2 separate regions of the Homo sapiens genome follow, and region 1 is linked to region 2. The links are chromatin contacts, found by Hi-C or POLR2A ChIA-PET in ENCODE. All regions are on one chromosome and are shown on one strand. Each heading gives the region's core, a stretch centred on a gene start or an enhancer-like site at or near the end of the contact. The rest is flanking DNA. Distances are from core to core; before and after follow the strand shown.

Evidence for each region. A loop is a pair of places that touch in the nucleus more often than their neighbours do. ChIA-PET counts read pairs that join two places held with the same protein, here RNA polymerase II (POLR2A). Pooled maps may share reads with other maps.
Region 1: a loop to region 2 is called in a pooled map, with 2.0 times the contacts of the local background. The contact joins two enhancer-like sites. A Hi-C loop is called at or near these places in 5 of 50 pooled maps. POLR2A ChIA-PET finds 5 or more read pairs at or near these places in 3 of 52 experiments (OCI-LY7, WTC11 and activated CD4-positive, alpha-beta T cell).

What each region holds. Positions count from the first base shown.
Region 1 is chr12:50,530,117-50,535,277 of GRCh38, forward strand. All of the region lies in intron 1 of DIP2B (disco interacting protein 2 homolog B), which reads left to right. Among named protein-coding and RNA genes, the nearest start is that of DIP2B, 28 kb to the left of the region's middle. RefSeq lists enhancers at 1-115, 116-616, 2,826-2,895. Within about 2 kb of position 2,840, at least 19 of the 41 ENCODE cell types and tissues checked have a DNase peak (open chromatin) inside an H3K27ac peak, as active enhancers do.
Region 2 is chr12:50,251,651-50,256,426 of GRCh38, forward strand. All of the region lies in intron 1 of LIMA1 (LIM domain and actin binding 1), which reads right to left. It also overlaps the pseudogene RNU6-1093P. Among named protein-coding and RNA genes, the nearest start is that of MIR1293, 20 kb to the left of the region's middle. Within about 2 kb of position 2,466, at least 13 of the 41 ENCODE cell types and tissues checked have a DNase peak (open chromatin) inside an H3K27ac peak, as active enhancers do.

The sequences.
Region 1 (5,161 bases), core at 1,590-4,089, 280 kb after region 2:
CCCAGGCTGGAGTGCGGTGGCGCGATCTCGGCTCACTGCAAGCTCCGCCTCCTGGGTTCATGCCATTCTCCCGCTTCAGCCTCCCGAGGAGCTGGGACTACAGGCACCCGCCATCACGCCTGGCTAATTTTGTTTTTGTATTTTTAGTAGAGACGGGGTTTCACTGTGTTAGCCAGGATGGTCTCAATCTCCTGACCTCATGATCTGCCCGCCTCAGCCTCCCAAAGTGCTGGGATTACAGGCGTGAGCCACTGTGCCCTGCCTCCTCCATCACTTTCTTCAGGGGAAAGAGCATCATATAGCATCTTTGGGAAGAGCATTCATGGGAAGCCACTGAAGTATTGTAAGCAGGAGTGGATGACATCTGTGTTTGTTGGAGATCGCCTTAGAGGAGAATAGTTTCAGGTTGCTGTGTCACACAACCAAGTGATACTATTTACATAGAAAAAGTGCAAAATAGCCTTAAATAAGAGCAGGTAAGACAGGGCAGGAAGACTTACAGGAGGCTACTGAAATGAGCTGTCTCTGCAGTAGGATTAGGGAAGAGGGAATGAAAAGAAGTATTTAAGCAGGGAGAATTTACGAGACTAGTATGGAGGAGGAGGAGGTGTGCACAGAGATTTGTAGGTGTGATAGGAGAAAGGCGGACTGGTAAGTTTCTTCCTTAGGCATCTTGAGAGAAAGATGGCACCATTTCCTAAAACAGGGAATAGAGGCAGAAGAACAGTTTAGGGTGTAGGGGGAGAGAAAATTCAGTTTTACTGAATTTGAGAGGTTTTGGGGACATGCAAATGGAGATCTGTAGCAGCAGTTGGGTGTGTGGATTTGGAGTTCTGTAGAAAGGCCTGTCCTGAAGATATACATTCAGTATTCCTTAGCATGTATCGCTGATAGTGGAAGCAGTGGGCATGATTGAGATTGTCCAAGGAGAGCATATTATATATGTTGAGATGGAGTCTCGCTCTGTCGCCCAGGCTGGAGTGCGGTGGCGCAATCTCAGCTCACTACAAGTTCTGACTTCTGGGTTCACGCCATTCTCCTGCCTCAGCCTCCCGAGTAGCTGGGACTACAGATGCCTGTCACCACGCCTGGCTAATTTTTTTTTGTATTTTTAGTAGAGATGGGGTTTCACCATGTTAGCCAGGATGGTCTCGATCTCCTGACCTTGTGATCCGCCCACCTCGGCCTCCCAGAGTGCTGGGATTATAGGTGTGAGCCGCTGCACCCAGCCAAGGAGAGCATATTGAGTGAGCAGAGGCTAAACACAGAACTGGAAAGCACCACCATTTAAGGGGGAAGCTGAAAAAAAGAACCTGGAAAAGAGGTCAGAGGGGTATGAGTGACCAGAGGGAGAAGAGCAAAACAACAAGGAGTATTAAGTGTCTCTTGTTGCATAGAGTTTGAGACTAGGACTGAGAAAATGCAATTGAGATTACAAGCAGAGGTCATTGGTGGTGACCTTTGCCTAAGCTGTTTTAGTAGGGTTTAGGGACAGGGTTGGGGCAAGGAAGGGGCACTGCAGCCTGTTGAAAGTGGATAAGGAATGCAAAGCAGAGAGGAAGTGGAAGTAGAGGCAGGCGGGGTACCCTGCTGTTTCAAGCCTGGCCGTGTGAGGTGGAGAGAAAGGAAGTAGCTAGGATATATACACATTCATCTGTTCTTTGTCTCTCTCCTCACTAGAAAATAAGTTGCCTGAGGGCAGGAACTTAGTTTTATTCACTGCTTTATCTCCAGAGTAAAAAATTGCTCCTGGCCTGTAGTAGGCACTCAACAAATATTTGATGGCCAAACAAATGAATTATGTTAAGAAGGTAGAGACTTGAGTGTGTTCATTTGTTGGTGGAGGGGTAAGAGGTCTTGGGGAGGAGGAATTGAAAGTCTAGAGTAGAAAGATGTGATGGAACGAGGTCTCCCTGAGTCAGCAAAGCTTGAGACCCTAAGTGCTGCTGGAGTGATCATTCAGGATGCCAGGAATGACTCCTTTTCTGCTGAAACAGAAGGGAAGAAGGAAAGGATGGGAGCAGAGGCAGATACTCATAGGTGATGGATGAGGAAGCTGAGGGAGTTCTTGCCTAGTGGCCTTATGAGTATTCTCTGAGTTAAAAATAAGAGTGTTGGCCGGGTGCGGTGGCTCATGCCTGTAATCCCAGCACTTTGGGAGGCTGAGGCAGGCAGATCATTTAAGGTCAGGAGTTCCAGACCAGTCTGGCCAGCATAGTGAAACCGCGTGTCTACTAAAAATACAAAAATTAGCCAGGTGTGGTGGCATGCGCCTGTAATCCCAGCTACTTGGGAGTCTGAGGTGGGAGGATCGCTTGAATCTGGGAGGTGAAGGCTGCAGTGAGCCAGATCGCACCACAGCACTCCAGCCTGGGCGACAGAGCCAGATTCTGTCTCAAAAAACAAAAAACAAATAAAAATAAGAGTGTAATATATGTATCCTTGGAACATGCATTGTGAAGACATACAAAAAAACCCACCAGCATTTAAGCAGCTGTGCTTCTGTGGAAAGTCACTGTGGTCAGTGACATGAAAGGTAGGTGAGGTGAGGATGTGCCAGAGAAGATGAGTAAGAGTAGGTGAGACAAGAGGTCTCTAGTCTCAGCTGGGAATGTAGGGTGTGGTTTGACCTGAGAGAAGGGAGTGTGGGTAACCCCCTTTCCTCTAGAAGGAGCAGGGCGCTGTCCTTGGGCTCTCAGGGAAGTGGGGGAAGAAAGGGCAGTGTATAAGTCTTACTCTTTCCTGTGTGAGAAAAAACGCAGAGAAACTTAAGCCTTGAGTGAATTAGAGTAACTCTTTGTTAGTGACTCCTCTGGCCCTCACCGGGCTGGTTTTTCAGTGATCTATTTCTGATTCATTTGACAGGAAACTGCTTTCCCAACTTTTACAAGCTGTTATCTAAAATGGTTTGTGTGCTTAACAGCAAAGGTAGTAGTGAGAAGGAGGATGTGACAGAGTCACAGTGAGTCATAAAGAACAAGACATGACCATATTTGTTTACCTCATCAGGTTTTACATAGAATTAATTTAAAGAATATTAAAGTGTCCATTTTGTTTTAATTAGCAGTTGTTTAGTAATAAGTTCTCATGCTTTGGAATTCTCTGTTTTCAGTCTCATCAAATTCAAGACTACATATTTCTCATGACCTTTCTGGAAGGGAGAGGAGAGTAGTAAGGATGAGTCTTGTAGTCTTCTAGTCTTCAGTTGAAATTAAATAACCCAACCAAGATGATTGTTTTTCTTTTGCTGTCAGCCTTATCAGCCATTACTGCAGGTCAACCCCTGACAAGTTGTGTAGGGTGAGGGTAGCGTCGAACTAGAGTTTTGGCTGTTGCTGTTTTGCATTTTGTGTGTGTTTGCATGTGTTCTCTGTAAAGTGAGCAGAGGATCCTTCAGAAAGGGAGCAGATTCCAAGGGTAAGAAGGGATTTCACCTACAGGAAGTTGTGGATTCTAACCATTTTTTAACTGCCCTATCAAGGAAGACAACTTTTTTCCTTTTTTTTTTTTGAGACAGGATCTTGCTCTGTTGCCTAGGCTGGAGTGCCGTGGTGTGATCACAGCTCACTGCAACCTCTACCTCTTGGGCTCAAGCAATCCTCCCGCCTCAGCCTCCCAAGTGGGCACCATGCTGGCTAATTTTTAAATTTTTTTAGACAGAGATTCTCACTACTTTGCCTAGGCTGGTCTTGAACTCCTGGGCTCAAGTGATCTGCCTGCCTTTCAGCCACCCAAAGTGCTGGGATTATAGGAGTGAGCCACTGAGCCGGGCCTAACTTTATATTATAAAAAGTACCTGTTACTTTTTGGAGATGGGAGAAACTTTTTTCCCCCCTGTGACAGAAGGTGAAATCAGAGATTTGAGGTATGATAGTTGGAACTTGGTATTATCATAATTAGAATTCATCAATACTTAGAATTCATTTTTTTCTAAGCCATCTCCTTACTCTAACTCATTCCCCATGATTCTAAATTTTTTAGTCATTAGTCAACTAGTTAGAACTCCAATTAGGCATGTATTCTGGGGAATAAAATATGACTTTATCAGCATTTTGGGGAACTCAGGGACAAGAGATTCATCTGGTCAAGTTGGCATCAACAGGCTGAGGACTCATTTCTCATTTTCATGGAGAACCAAGTTTTAGCCAAATCCTTATTTTCTGGGAATTTATATTATGTATGTGTGTCTAAAAAAACACTTTCAAGACTTTTGAAACCCAATGACTGGACTCTTTTTACACATTCTCATTTCATTTTTTTTTTTTTTTTTTTTTGAGACGGAGTCTCACTGTGTCGCCCAGACTGGAGTGTAGTAGCGCAATCTCGGTTCACTGCAACCTCCACCTCCCAGGTTCAAGTGATTCTTCTGCCTCAGCCTCCTGAGTAGCTGGGATTACAGGCATGAGCCACCACGCCCGGCTAATTTTTGTACAGATGGGGTTTCGCCATGTTGGTCAGGCTGGTCTTGAACTCCTGACCTCAGCTGATCCACCCACCTCGGCCTCCCAAAGTGCTGGGATTACAGGCGTGAGCCACCATGCCCGGCCTCAGTTGGTTTTTAGAGAAATCAACTGGACAGCATTCTGAGATTAGGAGAATGTCAGAGACAGTGAGGTAACATGGAAAAGATTGTGGGTTTGGGTTTCACTTCTGTTTATAAGCTTTGTGACCTTGGGCAAGTCATTTAACCTCTCCTATCCTTTGGGAGATGAAGTGGCTAGATGAGAGAATCTAGTTCTTCCTAGCTCTTAGTTCCTGAGATGACCTATGATTAGATCTGTTTATCAAAGTATATGAAAAGGAGATCCTATTTTAAATTCACTGGAACAGGGCCTGGCGTGATAGCTCACTTCTATAATCTCAGGACTTTGGGAGGCTGAGGTGGGTGGGTCATTTGAGCTCGGGAGTTTGAGACCAGCTTGGGCAAGATGGTGAAGCCCTGTCTCTACAAAACAATATTAAAAAATTAGCCGGGTGTGATGGTGCATGCCTGTAGTCCCAGCTACCCGGGATGCTAAGGTGGGAGACTCACCTGAGCCCAGGAGGTCAAGGCTGCAGTGAGCAGTGATTATGCCACGGCACTCCAGCCTGTGAGACAGAGTGTGAGCCTATCTCAAAAAGAAGAAAAAATAAATTAACTGGGCAGTTATTTTTTAAAGAA
Region 2 (4,776 bases), core at 1,216-3,715:
TTCTAAAAAAGGAAAAGGATTTATTATTTGAGATACCGAGCACGATAAAGAAAAAAAAGGTTAACTCCCAAGTCTAAGTCCGTGGTTTTGATTACTCCCAGCCAGAAAGTTAAGAAAAGTCAGAACATCTATTTTGGTATACAGCTAGGAGAGGCACACAGTTCTTAGAGTTCTTACACTCAGGGAATGAGATGACTCTCACCCTGACCACACTTGTCTTCACAGAAGCATAATGTTATTTCTTAGCAATGTGATTAGTACCTATGAAACAGATAAACGTGAGAATCAATACATGATTTTTGATAGACTCTGGTACCAGGCTATTGAATAACTACTTCTTATGAGATGTAGGGAGATGTCCCTGCCTGAATGGTGTACATAATCTACTGTGCTTGCTGACATACACACAAATATTTATAGTACAAGACAGAATGTGGTTAGAGGCTATGCGTGGTGTAGGAATACAAGACCTGATTTTCTGGCTTTGTGAGAGGGAAAGGAAAAGATATCAGATGACTTGGGACTTAAAGAACGGGCAGAATTTCATCAAAGTGAAGGCAGGAGGAGGAAGGAGGAGAATAGCATTAGCACCTTTGGGGAGTGAGTTAAACTCTAGGTGCAAGAGAAGTTGAAGATAGACAAGACTTGGCCAGGTGTGGTGGCTCACGCCTATAATCCCAGCACTTTGGGAGGCTGAGGCAGGCGGATCACCTGAGGTCAGGAGTTTGAGACCAGCCTGCCCAAGATGGCCAAACCCCATCTCTACTAAAAATACAAAAAATTAGCTGGGCGTGGTGGCACGCGCCTGTAATCCCAGCTGCTCGGAAGGCTGAGGCAAGAGACTCTCTCGAACCTGGGAGGCGGAGGTTGCAGTGAGCCGAGATTGCACCACTGTACTCCAGCCTGGGTGACAAGAGCGAAACTGTCTCAAAAAAAAAAAAAAAAAAAAAAAGACATAATGGGGCCTGACTGGGAAGAAAACCATGCTAAGGAGTTTGGGCCATATTTCAATAGTGGGAAGAAGTAACCCATGAGTGATCAGAGATTAGGTCTAATCTTATGTGCTATTTACTTAGCACATGCATGGTTTTTATAACAAAAAAAGTTTCTGATCCTCAATATCCACACCTGTAAGATAAGATCTCTGTAGTGGATTAACCACAGTCTCTCTGGTGGAACACAGAAAGTTTCTGAAAAAGCATGTAACATGACTAACATCATATTTTAAAATATTATTCAGCAGTAGTGTGCAACTTGCTAAGAGGGAAAAAGACTGGAGTCTAAATTACTAGTCAAGAAGATCCTGAAACTAAGTGAGAGGTAATCAAGGTTTAAATTCGTAAATTAATTAGGGTAGGTGGAAATGGAAAAGTGGGAAGAGAGAAATTGACAGTTCTTAGAATAAAATGAACTTAGGGTAAAAGAGAATCAAAGCTGGCATCATCAAACCCGAATGATGGAAGGCTGTTGATTCCATTAACAGAGACAGTAAATATAGAAAGAAGAGGGAAAATGATGAGTGTTGATTTACACATGTTGAGACATACATGTCAGCAAGAGAAATCCAAATGATATACAATAGGAAACTACAAATTCAAAGCTAAAGTTAGAAATCCGACTCTTGGAAGATTTTAAGACACTAACTTTATGCTTTGCATATATCTCAATCCTCACAATCATTCTACAGGATTGGTTTTATTGTCTTATATTTATGGTAACGAAATTGAGATTCAGACATATTAACTTTACAAAGATCACTTAGCTATAAAGTAGCAGAGCTGGGATTCAAACGCATATTCTGTTTGATTCCAAAGTCCATTTTCTTTCAACTACAATTAATGAAGAATGATTAAAACCGCCACTTTTAGCCAATGTAGAAAACCAGCTAGAAAAATCCCTGAACCACCTAGCTGAAAACCCATACAAATTATTTTTCAGTAAGAGAATAGTGGTGAGTATCTTCCCAGAGTGGTGAATATCAGAGATAATCATTCCTGCTTTCAGGGAAACTTAAAAGTTATCCTGGGCTCACTTGGAATACCCTCCATTGTAGTAACTGGCTTTCATTGGCCTGCATTAAAGGTGTGGTATTGGGGCCAGCATGGTGGCTCACGCCTGTAATCCCAGCACTTTGGGAGGCTGAGGCAGGCGGATCACCTGAGGTCAGGAGTTCCGGACCCAGTCTGGCCAATGTAGCAAAATCCTGTCTTTACTAAACATACAAAAAATTAGCCAGGCATGGTGGCAGGCGCCTGTAATCCCAGCTACTTGGGAGGCTGAGGCAGGACAACTGCTTGAACCCGGGAAGCAGAGGTTGCAGTGAGTCGAGATCATGCCATTGCACTCCAGCCTGGGCGACAGAGCGAGACTCTGTCTCAAAAAAAAAAAAAAAAAAAAGAAAGGTATATTATCTCTCCCCACCCACACAGTCTCTCTCAGATATGAGTTCCATTTTCAGACTTTCAGACTCCAAAACCCATTCTCTTCAGTCATATGCATTCTACTACCACATGAACTGTGAAGGAAGAACTGCTGGATTGGAAGACAGTTGGCTGCAAGAGTTAAAGGAAACATATAACAAAAATAAACACAGATTTTTAGCTTCAGAGACTAGAAGGATCGTTGCATGACAAATAAATGGTATACATAGAAAGGGGAACAGTTTGCTGAGAAGGAAGATGCCTTCAGTTTCAGATACAAATGGCAGATTTTTTTCATTAAGAAAGTAGCTTGGAAATCAAGTAACCAAATCCCCTTTTTTACAGTGAGGAAACTGAGATGCATAAAGCTCCAATCATTTTCCAAAGTCACCAGCTGGTTAGTATTAGAGCTAGAGTTCTAACTCCCAGGATCAATGTTCTTTTATCAAACCAGGTAGCTTGAGATGGGCCACTAAATTGTCCTAGGGTAGGGTAAGCTGTAGCTTGGAGATAAAGATCTCTCGAACAAAGGTCCTTGAAAAGTTGAAGAGTGACTCACTGGGAAATCTGCCCCAGGTATCTGCTTCCTCAAGCTGTTGCTTACGGTGAGGCCGGTAACTGCTCCAAGAAACCTATTCTAATAAATTCATTTACAGACTCTCCTGACCAAGGAAACTGTCTCTCAGAAACCAGGCTTGGACAAAAACAGCCGGGCGCGGTGGCTTATGCCTGTAATCCCAGCACTCTGGGAGGCTTAGGTGAGTGGATCACTTAAGTTCAGGAGTTCGAGGCCAGCCTGGCCAACATGGTAAAACCCTGTCTCTACTAAAAATACAAAAATTAGCCAGGCGTGGTGGTGCATGCCTGTAATTCCAGCTACTCGGGAGGGTGAGGCAGAAGAAAAATTGTGTCACTGCACTCCAGCCTGGGCAACAGCACAAGACTCTGTCTCAAAACAAAACCAAAAAAAACAAAACAAAAAAAAACCACCAAACCAAACCAAAAAATAAATGAGCTGGCCCTGCAACCAGCCCTCCCCAAGCCACTAATAAAATCCTGTTCTTATATATCCGATCTCAGTGGCCTCCTCTCTTTTTTTTCTCCTGAGATGGTTACTTATTCAAGCTGTATGGCTTCCTGAACATAGCCTCAAAAAATTAGAACAAAGTAAAAACTACAAACTCACTTATGAAGAAAAAATGGGCCACATGTGGTGGCTCATGCCTGTAATCCCAGCACTTTGGGAGGCCGAGGCAGGCAGATCACATGAGCTCAGGAGTTTGAGACCAGCCTGGGCAACATGGTGAAACCCTGTCTCTACAAAGAAAAAATACAGAAAACTATCTGGCCATGGTGGTGTGTCTGTGGTCCCAGCTACTCAAGAGGCTGAGGTGGGTCACTTGAGCCTAGAGGTTAAGGTTGCAGTGAGCCGTGATCACACCACTGTACTCAACCTGGACTATAGAGCCAGACCCTGTCAAAAAAAAAAAAAGAAAAGAAAAGAAAAAAAAAAGTAAAGAAAAGAAAGAAAAGAAAGGAAAGAAAGAAAAGAAAAACATTATTTTTAAGAAATAGATTGTAGAGTTTTAGTTTTTCTACCAACCTCTCTTCCCAATTTGAATGTCATCAGGTAAAAGGGAGCAATTAAAAGAAAAAAAAAAACTAAAAAACTTCAAGTTGCAAAGGGAATTTTAAATAAAAGCAACATGAAATACATTGCTACATAATGTTTTTTCAGAAAATTACATTTCTAAATTTATATTTCTGTACAAAAATAGTGACTAAATTCACATTCTTGAACATTTTTTGGAAGTTAATAGTTATTTATTTTTTTTTTGAGATGGAGTCTCACTCTGTCGCCCAGGCTAGAGTGCAGTGGCGCAATCTCGGCTCACTGCAACCTCCGCCTCCCAGGTTCAAGCAATTGTCCTGCCTCAGCCTCCTGGGTAGCTGTGATTACAGGCATGTGCCACCACACTCGGCTAATTTTTTTTTTTGTATTTTTAGTAGAGATGGGGTTTCACCATGTTGGTCAGGCTGGTCTTGAACTCCTGACCTCATGATCCGCCCGCCTCGGCCTTCCAAAGTGCTGGGATTACAGGCGTGAGCCACCGTGCCTGGCTGGAAGTTAATAGTTCTTTAACCTTTTTTTTTTAAACTTTTTTTTTTAAACATGGACTGCTTCACAAATTTGTGTGTTAACTTCACACAGGGACCATGCTAATCTTCTCTGTATCATTTCAACTTTAGTATATGTATGACTGAAGTGAGCACTCACCTTTTATTCTGAAACAATTTCATACATAAGAGTTGCAAAAACAGTACAAGAGTTCCCATATACATTTCACCTAGCTTT